Regions from separate parts of the Homo sapiens genome. Here regions 2 and 3 are each linked to region 1. A link is a loop called in an ENCODE intact Hi-C map of the cell type or tissue named here. Cell type or tissue: mammary epithelial cell. All regions are shown on one strand.

Evidence for each region. A loop is a pair of places that touch in the nucleus more often than their neighbours do. Peaks named below come from ENCODE experiments on the same cell type or tissue, not always from the same donor. Only the 100,000 strongest peaks of a DNase experiment are listed, where the experiment ranks them.
Region 2: it touches region 1 in a loop (10-fold over the local background); 3 of 110 quality-filtered maps call a loop at or near these places.
Region 3: it touches region 1 in a loop (5-fold over the local background); 67 of 110 quality-filtered maps call a loop at or near these places.

Annotation. Positions count from the first base shown.
Region 1 is chr1:27,298,614-27,303,613 of GRCh38, reverse strand. It overlaps WDTC1 (WD and tetratricopeptide repeats 1), which reads right to left. Exons shown (of 16, transcript NM_001276252.2): 13 at 2,153-2,388. Among named protein-coding and RNA genes, the nearest start is that of TMEM222, 21 kb to the left of the region's middle. RefSeq lists enhancers at 1,725-2,238, 2,239-2,751, 2,897-2,956, 3,779-4,292. In mammary epithelial cell, a CTCF peak has its summit at 2,644 (motif pointing left); DNase peaks (open chromatin) are centred at 2,633 and 4,013; H3K27ac peaks cover 1,644 bases.
Region 2 is chr1:27,554,711-27,559,710 of GRCh38, reverse strand. AHDC1 (AT-hook DNA binding motif containing 1) reads left to right here. Exons shown (of 9, transcript NM_001371928.1): 4 at 828-1,005; 5 at 1,181-1,406. Among named protein-coding and RNA genes, the nearest start is that of AHDC1, 47 kb to the left of the region's middle. RefSeq lists enhancers at 2,140-2,229, 3,741-4,296. In mammary epithelial cell, CTCF peaks have their summits at 1,566 and 2,806 (motif pointing left); DNase peaks (open chromatin) are centred at 1,660, 2,260 and 2,755; H3K4me3 peaks cover 331 bases; H3K27ac peaks cover 1,416 bases.
Region 3 is chr1:27,042,810-27,047,809 of GRCh38, reverse strand. It overlaps LOC101928391 (a long non-coding RNA gene), which reads right to left. Exons shown (of 8, transcript XR_007065559.1): 4 at 2,791-2,916; 5 at 2,495-2,592. Among named protein-coding and RNA genes, the nearest start is that of TENT5B, 32 kb to the right of the region's middle. RefSeq lists enhancers at 1,006-1,506, 4,984-5,000. In mammary epithelial cell, CTCF peaks have their summits at 1,712 (motif pointing left) and 3,105 (motif pointing left); DNase peaks (open chromatin) are centred at 1,399 and 3,079.

The sequences.
Region 1 (5,000 bases):
CAGAGATCCAGAAAAGGTAAGCGCCTTGTTCCTTTCTCTCCTTCCCTATTTTCCCCCACCTATGGCTCTGTTTTCAGTCCAAAGTCTGACAACATAGAGCTACCTGCCTCCACCCTTATCCTGGAAAACTGGGGAAAGGTTGTGAGGAAGATGCATCTTTGGATCTAGCCCCTGAGGATGTTCAAGAGGAGACCTTTGATGCCAGGAGGGCCCTGGTTCAGGTCCCTAAATGAGGGCCTGAAAGCCCCAAAGATGCAGAGACTCAAAGTCTGTTTCTGTGGAGGTAAGAGGCAGGGGAGGGTAGAGTGAGGCACTAGCAAAGAGAGAATGGATGACTTTTTTTTTTTTTTTTGAGATGGTCACGCAGGCTGGAGTGCAGTGGCGTGATCTCGGCTCACTGCAACCTCCACCTCCAAGGTTCAAGCGATTCTCCTGCCTCAGCCTCCTGAGTAACTGGGACTACCAGGCACGTGCCACCACGCCCAGCTAATTTTTGTATTTTTAGTAGAGACGGGGTTTCGCCACATTGGCCAGGCTGGTCTCAAACTCCTGACCTCAGGTGATCCACCTGCCTTGGCCTCCCAAAGTGCTGGGATTACAGGCATGAGCCACCGAGCCCAGCCTGGGTGACTTTTATAAACAGATTCATGGCACTTAGGGCAGTAAGGACCATGCCCTTACCCTCTGGAAGACAAGTTATTAGGGTCCCAAATGAGAGTCACTGATCAGTTAAGTGACAGGTAAAGTCACACAAGTTTTCTCAGTTCCTTAAAAGTGACTCACTCATACCTGCTTCAGGGCCTTGGAGCATGCTGGTTCATATGCCAGGAGCTCTGCATCTCCCACAGCTACATTTTGTTGTTGTTGTTGTTTGAGACAGGATTTTGCTCTGTCACCCAGGCTGGAGTGCAGTGGTGTGATCATGGCTCACTGTAGCCTTGACCTCCTGGGCTCAAGTGATCCTCCTGCCTCAGCTGCCCGAGGAGCTGGGACTACAGGTGTGTGCCACCACCCCTGGCTAATTTTTTTTAATTTTTCTTTTGTTGAGATGGGATCTTGCTATGTTGTCCTAGCTGATATTGAACTCCTGGGCTCAAGCTATTTTCCCACATCAGCCTCCCAAAGTGCTGGGATTATAAGCGTGAGCCACCGCGCTAGGCCACACAGCTATATTTTGTATCTAGTTAATGCTTCCTTTGGATCCTTTAGATCTTAGTTTAAATGTTTCTTCCTGAAGAACCCCAGAATGCCATCAAGCCCACCCCCTCCCAGCATGCACACCATTCAGGTCCCCATGGCACTTGTCATACTTTTTTGTTTCTCCTTTATCACTTGGTTCCTTCACTAGACTGTAAATGCCATAAACACAGAAATTCCACGTGACTTAGTCACAGCTCTATTCCCAGGACCCAGCACAGTGCCTGGCACATGGCAGGTGTCTGATAACTATTCATTAAACAAATTAATTTATCACGTGGTTGGTAAACTGCAAAGGAGAGAGGTGAAGATCCATGTCTGCCTCCTATGAGCTCACCGTTCACGTTTACAGACCACACTCCGATGGCCCAGTTCATTCTCCAGCACACTGAGGGGAGCTGGGCAGGGCTTCGTGCTCTTTGTGCAGGTAGGTAGAGAGGCTGTGCTTTCTTCAAGGCCACACAGTCAGGTGGTGGAGCTGCATTTGGAACCGAGGCCCCACATTCCAAGCCTGAGGCATTTCTACTGCTCTGCGCTATTGTCTCTGCTGCACTTGTACACTCGGAACAAACACAATGACCAGCTTCTGCCTCTCAGATGCCCAAGTGGAACCACCAGGGCCCTGTCTAAGCAGGTGTGAATGCCTAGCGGGAGCCTGACTGAGCTCAGCTTCCTCCTATCCTGGGCACCAGGCACTCCCCCAGGTGCTTTAAACATGCCATTTAAACATGCTGATCCTCAATAGAAACGCTCAGTGGGAGGTGCTGGCATGCCTCCTTTTCAGACCAGGAAACACTCTGAGAGAGACACCAAGTAACTGCCCCAAAGTTGCATGGTTTCTGAATCAACATCTGAACCCAGGCCTCTCCAATCCCAGAACCATGACCTCTCCAGAATGTCATGCAGCATCTCAAAGAGAAAGAGTAACAGCACCCCCTCCTCAGTGCCCACTCACCACCATCATTTTTAGAGAAGAGGGCAGCTGTGATGTCGCGGCCCAATGCATCACAAGCGCTGCTGTGGGCCTGCTCCGGAAATTTCCCTTTGAAGTCGTCCAGGCACTCCAGGGCTTCAGCCACATACTTGAGCTCAAAGAGGCAGCGGGCCAGGCGAAAGTGTGCCTTCAGGTGGCATGGGTTTAGGGAGATGGCCTTGAGGCAGTCCCTCAGGGCATCATAGTGGTCACCATCCCTGGGAAGGCAGGGAAGAGCGGCTTGGAGGTGGAGCCACGTGGCAAGCAAGGGGTCCCCATTCAGTCTCCTCTGCTTCCTGTGGCCACCCCAGCCCACCACTGACAGATCTCATGGCAAGGGGACTTGAGGACGAAGAGAATCCTGGCTCAGCCCAGGCCTCCCCCATCAGGAGACAGAGTATGGTTAAGGAGCAAGCCAGGAAACCCTGAGGTCTTGAGGGTGGCAAAAGCTGGTGTCAGGCTGCCCTCTGCTGGGCACAGAGTGCAACTGCACACTGGCTCACCCCAGGCACCCGCAGCTCTGCAGCAGAAGGCCTGGCATCTTGCCCACCACAGGCTCCCCAAGCCCTCCTTCTCTCTTCCCCCATCCACCTTCTCAAATCACCCCCGGCTGGCCTTCAAAGCCACATCCAAGGCAGGGGGCCCTCAAGGACAGTTCTGTGGTCTGGGGAAGCCAGAAGTGTCAGGCTGGGGACGCAGGGTCTGACCAGCAGGCAGCAAGCCCTCAGCCAGACCCCCCCCTGTCCTGGCTGACTGATCCACAGCAGCTGTGGCCTCTACCTCCTGGGGCTGGAGGATGGGGCCTGACAGTCTGGCAGAGTCAGCTCTCTGGAAGCTGATGGTAAGGGGGGTTGTGCACACCAGGAGCTCCAAATCGTCCCCACTCACTTCTCCAACCTCCTGAAGCATGGATGAAGGGAAGTGGGAGTGCTTTTGATGGGGAAGCGGGGAAAGAGGAAGTGAAAGGAGGTCAGAGAAGCCCCTCCTTTTCCCACCCTGTGCCAGAATATAGGAAGCATACTCCCCCAGCACCCACAGACCTGTCCTTGCCTCTTGTCTGGAGAGCCAGACAGGCCACAGGAACTGCTTCTTCAGAAGCCATTTTTTTTTTTCAGCTGGGCTGGAGTAGGCCTAGGACCCAACTGTGCCAAGCAGCAGTAAGAGGCACCCCTTAGAGTTAATGGCCCCTTCTCCAAGGGCACAGCTCACAACAATCCGGCATGGCTAAGGCAGGCCTGACATGGGAAGGTTCTTCCTGAGCCTCCTTCTGCAGCACTCAGAGGGAGCACCCAGTCCTCGGAACAGCCACGCTCAGACCAGGAACCAGCAGCTCAGCCCATGTGGGGGCAGGCAGGAAACAGAGCTGCTTCAATGGCGTGGCCTGCGTCAGGATGAGTGGCTCTGACGAAGGAGCAGGCACTGTTTGGAAACCCAATTACTGCCTGCAAGGTGCCCCTCTGAGCTCCTGGGGAGAGCCAGACCAGAGACCAGCCAGGAGCCAGAGGGTGACAGCTCCCACTGCATCCAGGAGCAGATGGCAGCCCTGGGGAGACTGGCCCAGGACAGAATGTGACATTCTAGGGGTCACTGGCAGGCATGTGGGGATGGGGGTAGAGAGCAGGCTGGCCCCAGGGCTCACCCTTCCTAGACTCACTGCCAGATCAATCTCCCTGAAAGGACAGCCCTCGGCACATCCCTCTCCTGCTCAGAACTCTCCAGTAGCTGCCCATCATGCACTGAATCGAGGCCAACGTCACCGCTCTGCATTCCAAGCTCTCCCTAGGCCGGCCCCAGGCTACCTCACAGACTCATCTCCTGCCAGTCCCTTTCCGAACCCTCTGCTCCAGCCAAATGGATTTGCTGTTCTGCAAACAAGCTCTTCAGTCAGTCCCCCACCCCCATGCCTTTGTTCACACCATTTCATCTCCCTGGAATGTCCTTCCCCCACAGGCCCCTCCTCTCCTTCATCTCCTGTCTAAGCCTGCCTACACTTAAAGCCCATTCAGACGCCATGTCTTTCTGATGCTTCCCTGCTCCCCAGCTAAAGCGACCCAACTTTTCTTGATGCCCACAGCCCTTTACCTGACCATTCACAAGACTCACTGCTTCCTATCTCTTTAATGCTGAACTATGTCCACCACTTTACCCACTGTCTGGAGAGGCTCCTCTGGAGCACAGGAACTCAGAGTGATAGAACTTTGTGTTCCTAGTACCTAGCACATAGTAGGAGCTCAGAGAACATGCTGAGGGCACATATGGATTAGGAAATCACCAACCTCTCTTAGCAAGAATGCAGGAGTGAAGCTGAGCTCTTAGCCTACAGCCTGGATGAGGACCACTGAGTTCTACCCAACTGTTTGTTGGACAGAGAGGTGAATCAACTCACGATTCATCCAAAACAGTCATCTCCTGGGTTTGGCTACCACCTGAGCCCTTGGCCAACTCCTGATGCCTTAGCTAAGGCCGGGGGACAGCATCTTCCCCACCCCCACCTAGCATTACCATCCTGCTGACTTGGGTGGGTTTCTTAAGTTTCCCTCTCTGGCCTGCCGAGTTGCAGCCAGACGATGGCACACCAGCTGGCCTGTCTGTCTGGGCAGAGCCGACGGATGCCAGACGGAGCAGAAATGGCTGTGGGCCCAGCTCTATCCATCTCTAGTCCTGGCCCTGGCTGGGGGATGGGGGGGCGGGGTCTGCATGTCTGCTTGCCTGCTGGTGCTGCAGGCAGTAGGGCTGGGGGCCCTGATGGTCTCCAAAGATGAGGAGTTCTTTCAGATATGGTCTACTTCTTTATTACCAGCCACCATACCCTAGCGTGACCCATAGCCAG
Region 2 (5,000 bases), 260 kb before region 1:
GGGTAAACGCCAGCTGCATATACACCCTTGTGGAAATTCGCATCCACCATCACTCTGAACAGCACCTCTCACATCTGCATTGTCAGTAACCTGTTTGCATTATAGTTTCCCCAGATGTTCCTCCCCATTCATAAGATCTCACTTTTCCTATTTTATACATGAGAAAACTGAGAGCCAGAAAAGTTAACTGACTTGCCCAGAGTCACACAGTTATGAAGGTTGAGCCAAGGACTGTCAGACTCCCAAAGGCCAGGTTCCTTCCACTATAGTATATGTGCATGTATATGCATGTGTGTACATAGATGTGCAAAAACATTGCTTCTCAGTAGGAGCCTGGGGTTTCAAGAAACAGGTTTGGCTGGTGCAGTGGCTCATACCTGCAATCCCAGCACTTTGGGAGGCTGAGGCTGGAGGATTGCTTGAGCCCAGGAGTTCGAGACCAGCCTGGGCAAGATGGTGAGACCCTGTCCCTACAAAAAATTTAAAAAAAAAATAGCCAGGCATGGTGGTGCATACCTGTAGCCCCAGCTACTCGGGAGGCTGAGGTGGGAGGATCACTTGAGCCCAGGAATTCAAGGAGGCAGTGAGCTATGATCATGCCACTGCACTCCAACCTGGGCCACAAAACGAGATGAGGCCCTGTCTCTCTTATTTTTTTTTTTAAAAAGAGTCTCACAGTTCCCAGGTGGGATAATGCGATGAGGTTGGAGGTGGATGGGACTCCATGTAGGAGAGCTTCCTGGCTCAGTGTCCGCCTGCACCCTGCTGTCTGGCTGGCTTACCCTGTGTCCATGCTTATCTCTGTGGTGCTGTGTTTGCTTCCACAGATGGGAGCTTGCCTGATTGTCAACCCATCGGCCTGGACCCCAGAGCCCACCCAGTTGAGCGTGTGCAGAGGGCCCCGAGTGCGGGGCGACGCTCAGGCCGTTGCAGAGACCACCCTGGAGATGCTGATGAAGACAGGCCTTTCCTGCTGAGCCCAGCCTATCTTCGCAGCCTGCTCAGGTAACAGTGTGCAGGGAAGTCAGGCTTGGGCCTGGGCCACCCCCAGGAAGTGGGGATCAGGGGAACTTGCCTCCCAGTCCCAACAGGGATCCCCTCCCAGCTTAGGTCAAAAAGAGCTTCTTTACAGAATCAAAACATATTAACCCAACATTTACTCAAACTCCCCATTATCCAGAAAGGGGAACTGAGGCTCATGGATATACAGTGAGTCCTACCTCCTAGCCTGAGGACTCTTCCCTGCGCCTTGATGACCTGAGAGAACTGGGAGGAGAAAGGGGTTGTGACAATGACCAGGACTCAGGGCAGAGGTGGAAACCAGAGTGCCTGATGTGTGCAGCTGCTGACCCCCCCAGGACACCTCTCTACCGGAGTCTGTGGAAGCAGAGAACTGGGAGGCCAAGGTGAGGTGCTGGGAGGGCCTGGGTAGCCCAGGTATGCTAAGGTGCCCTTGCAGGACAGGGAGGGGGCGGGGGCAGTGGCAGGACCCACCTCCCTACTCCTGGCCCAGGTTAGCCCACCCAGGCTCAGGAGCTGCAGAGCCAGGTGAAGCTGCCCTGCCCTGCAGAGGCAACTCCCTGAACTGACACATGAAGCCTGCGGCTCCAGGAAGCTCCCTAGAGCTGAGCCTGCCTGGGGACCCCACCCTACTTCCAAAGGAGCATTCCTGGGGCCTGAGGTCTGGGGGTGGAGTCTCCTGGGATTGTAAGGGTGGGGAGGTACAGCTGTGGGAGGATGCGAGGCTGTGTGTATCCGAATGTAAATGTACAGGGCACTCAAGCTTGTGTGCAAGCAGGTGTGTGTGGAAGGCTCTGTCCTTCCGTGCACATGGGGTAATATACAAGAGTTGTGTAAGTGGACTGGGCTGGGGAGCGTTCAAGGGCTGTGTATGTGGTACCCGGAAGTATGAATATGCAGGATTCTGGGTGTGTACTGGGCAGGTGTGGGGATACTGTGTGTGCCACACTGGATGTCATGTGTGCAAGGGTGCTAGTGTACACTGGAGAGATGTGTGTATAGACAAGATCTGAATACACTGCGATGGTACGGTGTATGCACACGGGGATCTGTGTGTACACTGGCTAAGTGTGTGCTCAGGGTTCTGGGTGCACAGTGGGAGTGATGTGCACATGTGGCTCCATTTGTGCTTTGGAGGTGGGTTGGGCAAGCCTTGAGCTGAGCTGGGCTCAGCAGTGCCCAGCCTTGTGGCCAAATTGCTGAAGTCACTTCCTTTCCAGCAGCAACTTTCCAGGAGGAGGAGTTCTTCAGACCTGGGCGGGGAGCGGGGGGGCGTGGAACAAGGAGCTCTCTGGGGAAGGAGGTGGGCGGGGGTGAGAGGCTGCAGGGAAGGCCTAGTGGGGCTGGAGGAGGGGAGTCCTCCGGGAGACAGAAGGAAAGACAAGGACGGGAGTCTGGAAGGGCCAAGGGCAGGAGGGGAGGGGGGCGGAGCAGGGCGGGAAGCTTAGTCCCTGGGTGACCTCGGAGGGAGGAAGGGAGGGCCGCCGGCAGGGTGACCCTCGGGTCCAGCCAGAGCTGGCGGTGGCGCCCACACACCTGGCACCCAGGGCAGGGGGCTGGCAGGGGGCGGTTCTGGGGCAGACCTGCTTGCCAGGTGCCCTGTTCCAGGGAGGAAGGGGGTGGGCGAGGGTTGCACAAAGGAGCTCTGTGTGGCTGGGGGTAGGGTGGGGTGGGGTGTGCACTGCTGTGCTGTGCTGTGGGGGGGCCCTGATGGCCCCAGGGGGCGGGGCAGGGCCAGCTCCCCTTGGGGGCATCAGTGGCTCCAAGGGGACACCTAGTGGCGAGGGAGAGTAGTGCATCTAGTTGGATGGCTGTTGGTGGGAGGTGGTGACTAGAAGCTGAGAGGAGGATAGATTAGAAGTCAAAAATTAGAACTGATGGTTGGGACTAGGACCGTTGTAGGAGGCTGCAGGGGAGGGCGCTGAATCTCTGGACACCAAAGAAGTTTGATTTACAGAAGCCCAACCTAAATTCAGACACCAGCTTAATTGAATGAGATGGCTGTTTGTTCTTAAGGGCATAACTTAACCTCTCTGTGCCTCTATTTAAATGATGCCAAATGAGTGACAGCTGCCATTATTATTGCCATCATTGTTATTTGTATTATGATATTGTGCCTGGGATCAGGTTGAAAGAAGATATTCAGGTGTTACTGTGTGGGCAGGTAGGCGGCTGAAGGGAAGGAGGTGGACAGAGGTGATGACTAGTCCCTGAGGGACAGATCCTGAGAGATAAGGCCCCTGGAGGAAAAGGGAGGTGATGGGAAGGTCTCAGAGCAGCAGTAATGGCCCCTTTGATGCAGTGTTTTCCATTTGAGGACATCCCAGGGCCTTCGAACCAGGCTGGGAGGGAAATGGTGGGGGAGGAGGAGTGTGCAAGCTGGAGAGAGGGTCATGAGGCCGGAAGTGAGAGCTGGGGCTGGCAGCCTGGCTCCCCTGGGGAGGCAGTGGGTGGGGGAGGGGAAGGAGGGCTGGGGAAGGGGTGGGGTGGTCACAGCCACAGCCGGGGAGGGTGGGGCTGGGGACTCAAGGATGTGGGCTGGCGCTTCCCGGCACTGTGCACAGCAGGTTGGGGCCCCCAGCCCCCTCCCAACCAGCTGGTGTCCCTATGGGCAAGCTCAGACACACTGACCCAACAGCAGACAGGCAGACAGAAGTACCCCTTTGACTTTGTCCACAGACCAGGGCTAGGTGGTACCCTTGGGAGGGGTCCAAGAGAATGGCCGCCGGGGTGTGGTGAGGAGGGGAGCCAGCTGTTTCCCTCAGATCCTGGAGGCTGCAAAAGAGAGCAGTGGCCAGCCTCAGGAGGCCTGGCAGGAGGACGTGCCCAGAGGTCTTCACGGGTGGGTTGAACAGAAGCCACCACCGGAGAGGAGGTTTTTCTCTTCTGCCAAGATCACACCCTCAGGCCCCAGCTGGGAGGTCTCCAGGGCGGGGAAGGCTCGGCTAGCCTGACCCTCAGTAAGGGAGGGAGGGAGGGGGCTTCTGGTGGGCATCTCCAAGTGGGTGCCAGGAGCCACGGCCCAACCACACTGTTGGAAATTGGACTTGGAGGTTCCAGAGTCTGAGCCCCTTTTCTCGTTTGTGAGGGTGTCACCCACTGTCCTCCCTGTGAGGGCAACAGTGCTCCAAGTTCTTGGACTAGAGAGATCCTGACCTGGGAGGGGCCAGGTCCACAGCCAGGCCTGGGAGAGAGCAAAGTAGGTGGGACCAGTAGGTGGGACAACGAGGAGCAGCTGAGTCCTGGAGCCTGCAGAGAGAGAAGGAACAGTGGATAGAGGGATGTTCCACCTGGGTGGGCAACCAAAGGGCCCCTTCCTGTGCCATTTTGTGACCTCGGACAAAGTCTCTTTCCCTCTTCAAGTCTCAGTTTCCTCATCTGTAAAATGGGAGGGGCATGAGATGGCACTAGAAAGTGTCCCCACTGGGGTAGCTGGTTAAAAATACAGATTCCCAGATGTCCCTTCACATCTATGAGTCACATTCCCCTGGACTAGGGCCTGGGTATCTGGAATGTTACACAGCTCCCCCAGGCCCAGGCTTTGGAAGCCAATGGGTTAGATAATTTTAAGGTTCCTCCCAGCCTTAAATTAGACCACGGCGCTAGAAGGAGCATTTTCAGAAGTGGCTGAAGGATTGTTACAGGAGCTGGGAGTGGAAGGAGGCTTTGGACTTAAGGCAGAATTAGAAATCCTGCCTCTTAGCAGCTATGTGACTTCAGGCAAGTTACACATACACTCTGAGCCAGTTTCCCCTGTAACATGGGGATAATAAATCATGCCTCCCAGGCTGCTGTGAGGATTCAGTGGGTCACAGATGTGTAGGTGCTTTGTAGATTGCAAATCGCTGTCCCCCAAAGGGGAGTAGAGAAGTGTCTCTTTCTACTTTATCCTGTCCCCGAGTCAGCTCTGCAGTCTTCCTGTGGGGTGACAGCATGGGTAGGTGGGGAGAATCTACATGGGTCTGTGGCACATAGGTCCC
Region 3 (5,000 bases), 260 kb after region 1:
ACCAGGGACCTTTCTGCTCAGGATCTGCTTCCCAAGGACTCCTACTCTTTTCTCTGATTCTCCTTTTAGGGAATCCCTGAGACGCAGGAGCACTGTGGTGACTTCTTTCCTGCTGCTGTCACAGTCACGGGGCAGAGGGCAGAGACCCTAACCTAGAAGAGGAAGGTTTTCTCCCTGATGCCCCACAATTGTGCACCCAGCATACAGGGAAGAGCCAAGGAGCCAGGGAAACACTGCCCAGCCAGCACCCAGTGGGACAGATGTGTGCCCTGGCCCCGGTGCAGACCTCACTACCATGATGGCCTGCACACCCTGCCTGCCCACCTCCTTCCCCTTGGCCTGCTGCCCCTACCCCAGGGCAGGGTCTCAGCTGAGGAGGGAGCTGTGGTCACCCCAGCACTCCTTGCCTGCTGAGTTGGGATGGGACTGTGCTTGTAGTTATTCCCACTACATTCTGGAGAACTTTCCAGGCCCTTGGGAAGCGCATAGGAGGTGCTTCTTATGCTGCAGTCCTCCATGAATGTGAGTTTATGGGAAGGCCAGGGAAACAGTGAGGCCTGGGGACAGCTCTTCAGCCATCCTCTGGCCTGAGTAAAGCCGAGTATAGCAAAGAGATACAGCCTTCCCCGACGACCAGGACAGACCCAGAGGAGCAGTAGCCACTTTCTCACCTGTAAAATGGGAATGAAGCCGGAAGCGGTGGCTCACACCTGTAATCCCAGCACATTGGGAGGCTGAGGCAGGCGTATCACCTGAGGTCAGGAGTTCGAGACCAGCCTGGCCAGCATGGTGAAACTCCGTCTCTACTAAAAATACAAAAATTAGCTGGGCGTGGTGGTGTGCACCTGTAATTCCAGCTACTCGGGAGGCTGAGGCATGAGAATCACTTGCATCCAGGAGGCAGAGGTTGCAGTGAGCCGAGATCGCACCCCTGCACTCCAGCCTGGGTGACGGAATAAGATTTTGTCTCAAGAAAAAAAAGGGGGGGGAGGAATGAGAGCTTGAAAGGAGAGAAAGAAGTAAAGCTTTTTATTCATCCTCTGCTGAGGTGCCTTTTCCAGGTTTCCAGGGGGGTGTGGATACACCCAAAGGCAGGGCAGGGGTGGGGGGGGGGGCAGCATGGGATGGGGCCCTGAGATGGCAGAATTCATCCTCAAAGGTGAGTGAGGCCTTGCTCCTTCTGGGAGCAGCAAAGCCGGACAAGCAGAGACAAGGGCTGCTTCTTGGACACAAAGAATTCCTGGAGAGCCTCAGGAATACGACTTGGGGCCTGGACACTTTGTCAAATCAAAGATTGATTGAATCAGTGAATGGCTGAATTTATGGCTGGAGATGAGCTCACTTGGAAGCAGCCCTGTGATCATGAGAAAACTTGACCCAAAAGAGGGGGAATGGCCCGGCGCGGTGACTCACGCCTGTGATCCCTGCACTTTGGGAGGCCGAGGCGGGTGAATCACTTGAGCCCAGGGGTTCAAGACCAGCTTGGGCAACATAGCGAGACCACGTCTCAAAAAACTAAACAACAACAACCAAAAAAAAAAAGAAGGAAGGAGGAGGAGAAGAAGGATAAGGAGAAGGAGGAGAAGAAGAAGGTGGGGAGGGGGTGGGGAGAAAGGGTCCCGTGAAATCCTGAAGTCAGGAAACCTGACTCCTGCGGGGCCGCAAGGGTCAAAGAATTCCCCACGTGCGGCTGAGATTTTTGCCTCAGCGCCACCTGCTGGCGGTTACTGACCCTGGCTGCAGCTAGAAGTTACCGCCTGAATGGGGAAGATTTTGCAAAGAGGAGGACCAAGCTCTAAGATGGCCTGCCTGCTCAGCAATGGCTGCTACCTGATTCATCCTGATCCTTCCAGGAGTCGGCCAAGAAAATATATCAAAGCCTGGGAAAAGGCAAGAGATTTCTGGGTGTGTTCCTTTCAGAGGAGTGCCGGGTGTTGGCTGTGACCCTCTAGTGATGATCTGATTCTTTAGGGGTGTGTGCTTGTGTGCTTTTGATTGTCTTTGATTGGCTTTATAGCTCTGTAGGGATAGAGGCAATCTGAGGAAAACAGATCACAAAGCAAATGATTCCTGCTCATAACCGTGCAAAGGAATTTTGTCCAGTAGAGAATATAAATACCCGTAAGTCAAATTCTCAGTTGAACTTATTTTAACATCTTGCTGATTCCATGTCAATTAATAAGTCAAAGAAAATCTTTGACACATGTTCATTTTAATTTGTATGGGAGTCATGATATTGCCTCTTTGAAAGTTATCCTGGAGCAGGTCCTTTGCGCATAAGAAATCTACAAAGTCTCTCACACATTTCCTCCCTTCCCTCCCACAACCGGTTCAGGTGAGACCAACAACTGCATCCTCTGGGTCCCCAGACCCAGCCTCACCCTCCAGACTGCCAGCTCCCAAGGGCAGGGGCCAAGTCTGATCCTTGCTGGAACTGCGGCGCTCTTGTAGATGCTGTTGAATGAGTCTATGGATATATTTAGATATAACTCACCTTATTACTTATTACTTATCCATTACTGGCGATGGAGCACCAATGGGAAAGGCAATGCATGCACGTGGCCGAACGCTTCTGAGCCTCAGTTTCTGCATCTGCAAAATGAGGATAACGGGTTCGGCCTACAGATGGAGAAGTCTTAAGCCAATCCTGCCTGTTTTCCATTTATCTCTTTTGGTTTCTATTCCTACCTCCTATCCCACCCCCAGGATGCTAAGAACAGGAACCAGGTCATTTCCTCTGGCTCCCCACCCTGCAAGGCCCACAGGAAGTGTTCCGTTAAGTCCTCCTACCTGGTTCATGAATGACAAGGGGAGGAGGGGTTGGTTTAAGAAGCCTGGGCGTGGAGGGAGAGGTGCCTGCTCAGCGGGAGACTCGGGCTCCAGTGCTGGAGGGAAAGGGGTACGTACAGGGAACCCCTAGGAGACAAACCGAAGGGAGAGGCTGAAGTGGCTGGACTTTAAGCAAATCTAGTGCCAAGCCCCACTCCATCCAAGCTTGAGGAGCCTACCTGCTTCTCTGGCCCTTTTTCCCCGCAAACAGCTTCCTCTGCTAAGAAGCGCCGCTGAGTCCCTCATAACTGGGATTCAGGCGCCATCTCGTGGCCATTCCTGGAACTGCCAAGGCTGAGGGGAGCCCTGACGTCCCAGGATAGAGGAAACCAGGCCAACACTTCTCCAACTTTCTGGACCTCCATCCTCCTCATCTCCATCTTCTCCTTTCCATTTATTGAGCACTGACTATGCCAGCCTCTGTGCTCAGCCCTTTACAGGCCCTTAGCACATTTATTTCTTGAATAGCCTTAAAAGGAAGTTATATTTAAGGTATGCTTATTATCATTTTACAGCTGGGCGCAGTGGCTCACACCTGTAATCCCAGCACTTTGGGAGACCCAGGCAGGCGGATCACCTGAGGTCAGTAGTTCGAGACCAGCCTGGCCAACATGGTGAAATCCCGTCTCTACTAAAAATACAAAAATTAGCCGAACGTGGTGGTGGATGCCTGTAATCCCGGCTACTCTGGAGGCTGAGGCAGGAGAATCGCTTGAACCAGGCGGCGGAGGTTGCGGTGGGCCAAGATTATGCCAGTGCTCTCCAGCATGGGCGACAGAGCGAGACTACGTCTCAAAAAAAAAATCCAGATGTGGTGGCTCACGCCTGTAATCCCAGAACTTTGGGAGGCTGAGGCAGGAGGATCACCTGTAGTCAGCAATTCAAGACCAGCCTGGTCAACATGGTGAAACCCCGTCTCTACTGAAAATACAAAAAATTAGCCGGTCATGGTGGCGGGTACCTGTAATCCAGCTACTCAGGAGGCTGAGGCAGGAGAATCACTTGAACTTGGGAGGCGGAGATGGCAGTGAGCTAAGATTGCGCCATTGCACTCCAGCCTTGGCAACAAGAGCAAGATGCTGTCTCAAAAAAAAAAAAAATTTTACAGATGAAGAAACTGAGGCACAGAGAGATGAAAGAGTTTTCCCAAAGGCACGCAGCTAGGAATTGGACCAGAATAGCTTTTCTCTGGAAAGGAGAGTGACAGTGACGCAGCTGGTCCTGCCCCTCAACAGTCATTTGGGCCTGGAGCCCTTCAGCTCTAATTCAAATATGGTTTGGGACTGGGCACAGTGGCTCACACCTGTAATCCCAGCACTTTGGGAGACCAAGGTGGGTGGATCACTTGAGGTCGGAGTTCGAGACCAGCCTGGCCAACACAATGAAACCCTGTCTCTACTAAAAATACAAAAATTAGCCGAGCGTGGTGGCGGGCGCCTGCAATCCCAGCTGCTCGGGAAGCTGAGACAGGAGAATCACTTGAACTGAACCTGAGAGGCAGAGGTTGCAGTGAGCTGAGATAGCGCTACTGTACTCTAGCCTGGGCAACAAAGCAAGACTCTGTCTCAAAAATAAATAAATAAATAAATAACGTAAAAATACAAAAAATTAGCCAGGCATGGTGGCAGACCCCTGTAATCCCAGCTCACAAGCGTGAGCCACTGCATCCGGCCAGTCTCCTGTAATTCCATCTCAGTTCCTGTTAATGCCCTTCACAGCCCCTATCACTGTTTATATGGCCTGATTTACTTAAGTGTCTGTCTCCCACCCAAGACTGTGGGCTTCCCGAGAGCAGGGACCTTGTCTGTTTTCTTCACTGCCATGTCCCCAGAGCAAAACATGGATTCCAGAATACAAAATAGGAGCTCAATAAACATCTGTGAGTAACTGATACATAGATTAATTAATGGAAGATTAACCAAAGACTTGTCCCTGCCCTGTGTCTCAAAAAAAGACACTGTCTCAAAAAAAAAAAAGCCAGAGAGGGTGCCGAGTGTGGGGAGATAACACGAGGCAGAGGCCAGGTGGAGGAAGGTCTCTTGCCCACTGGTATGCCCAAATGAGGATGTAACATGTAGTAACAAAGGGACACAATGGGAGGAACGCAGGAGCTGCTCGCCAGGCCACTGTGCGCTTGCATCTCATTACCCAGCCACACCTCCCACTGTGCA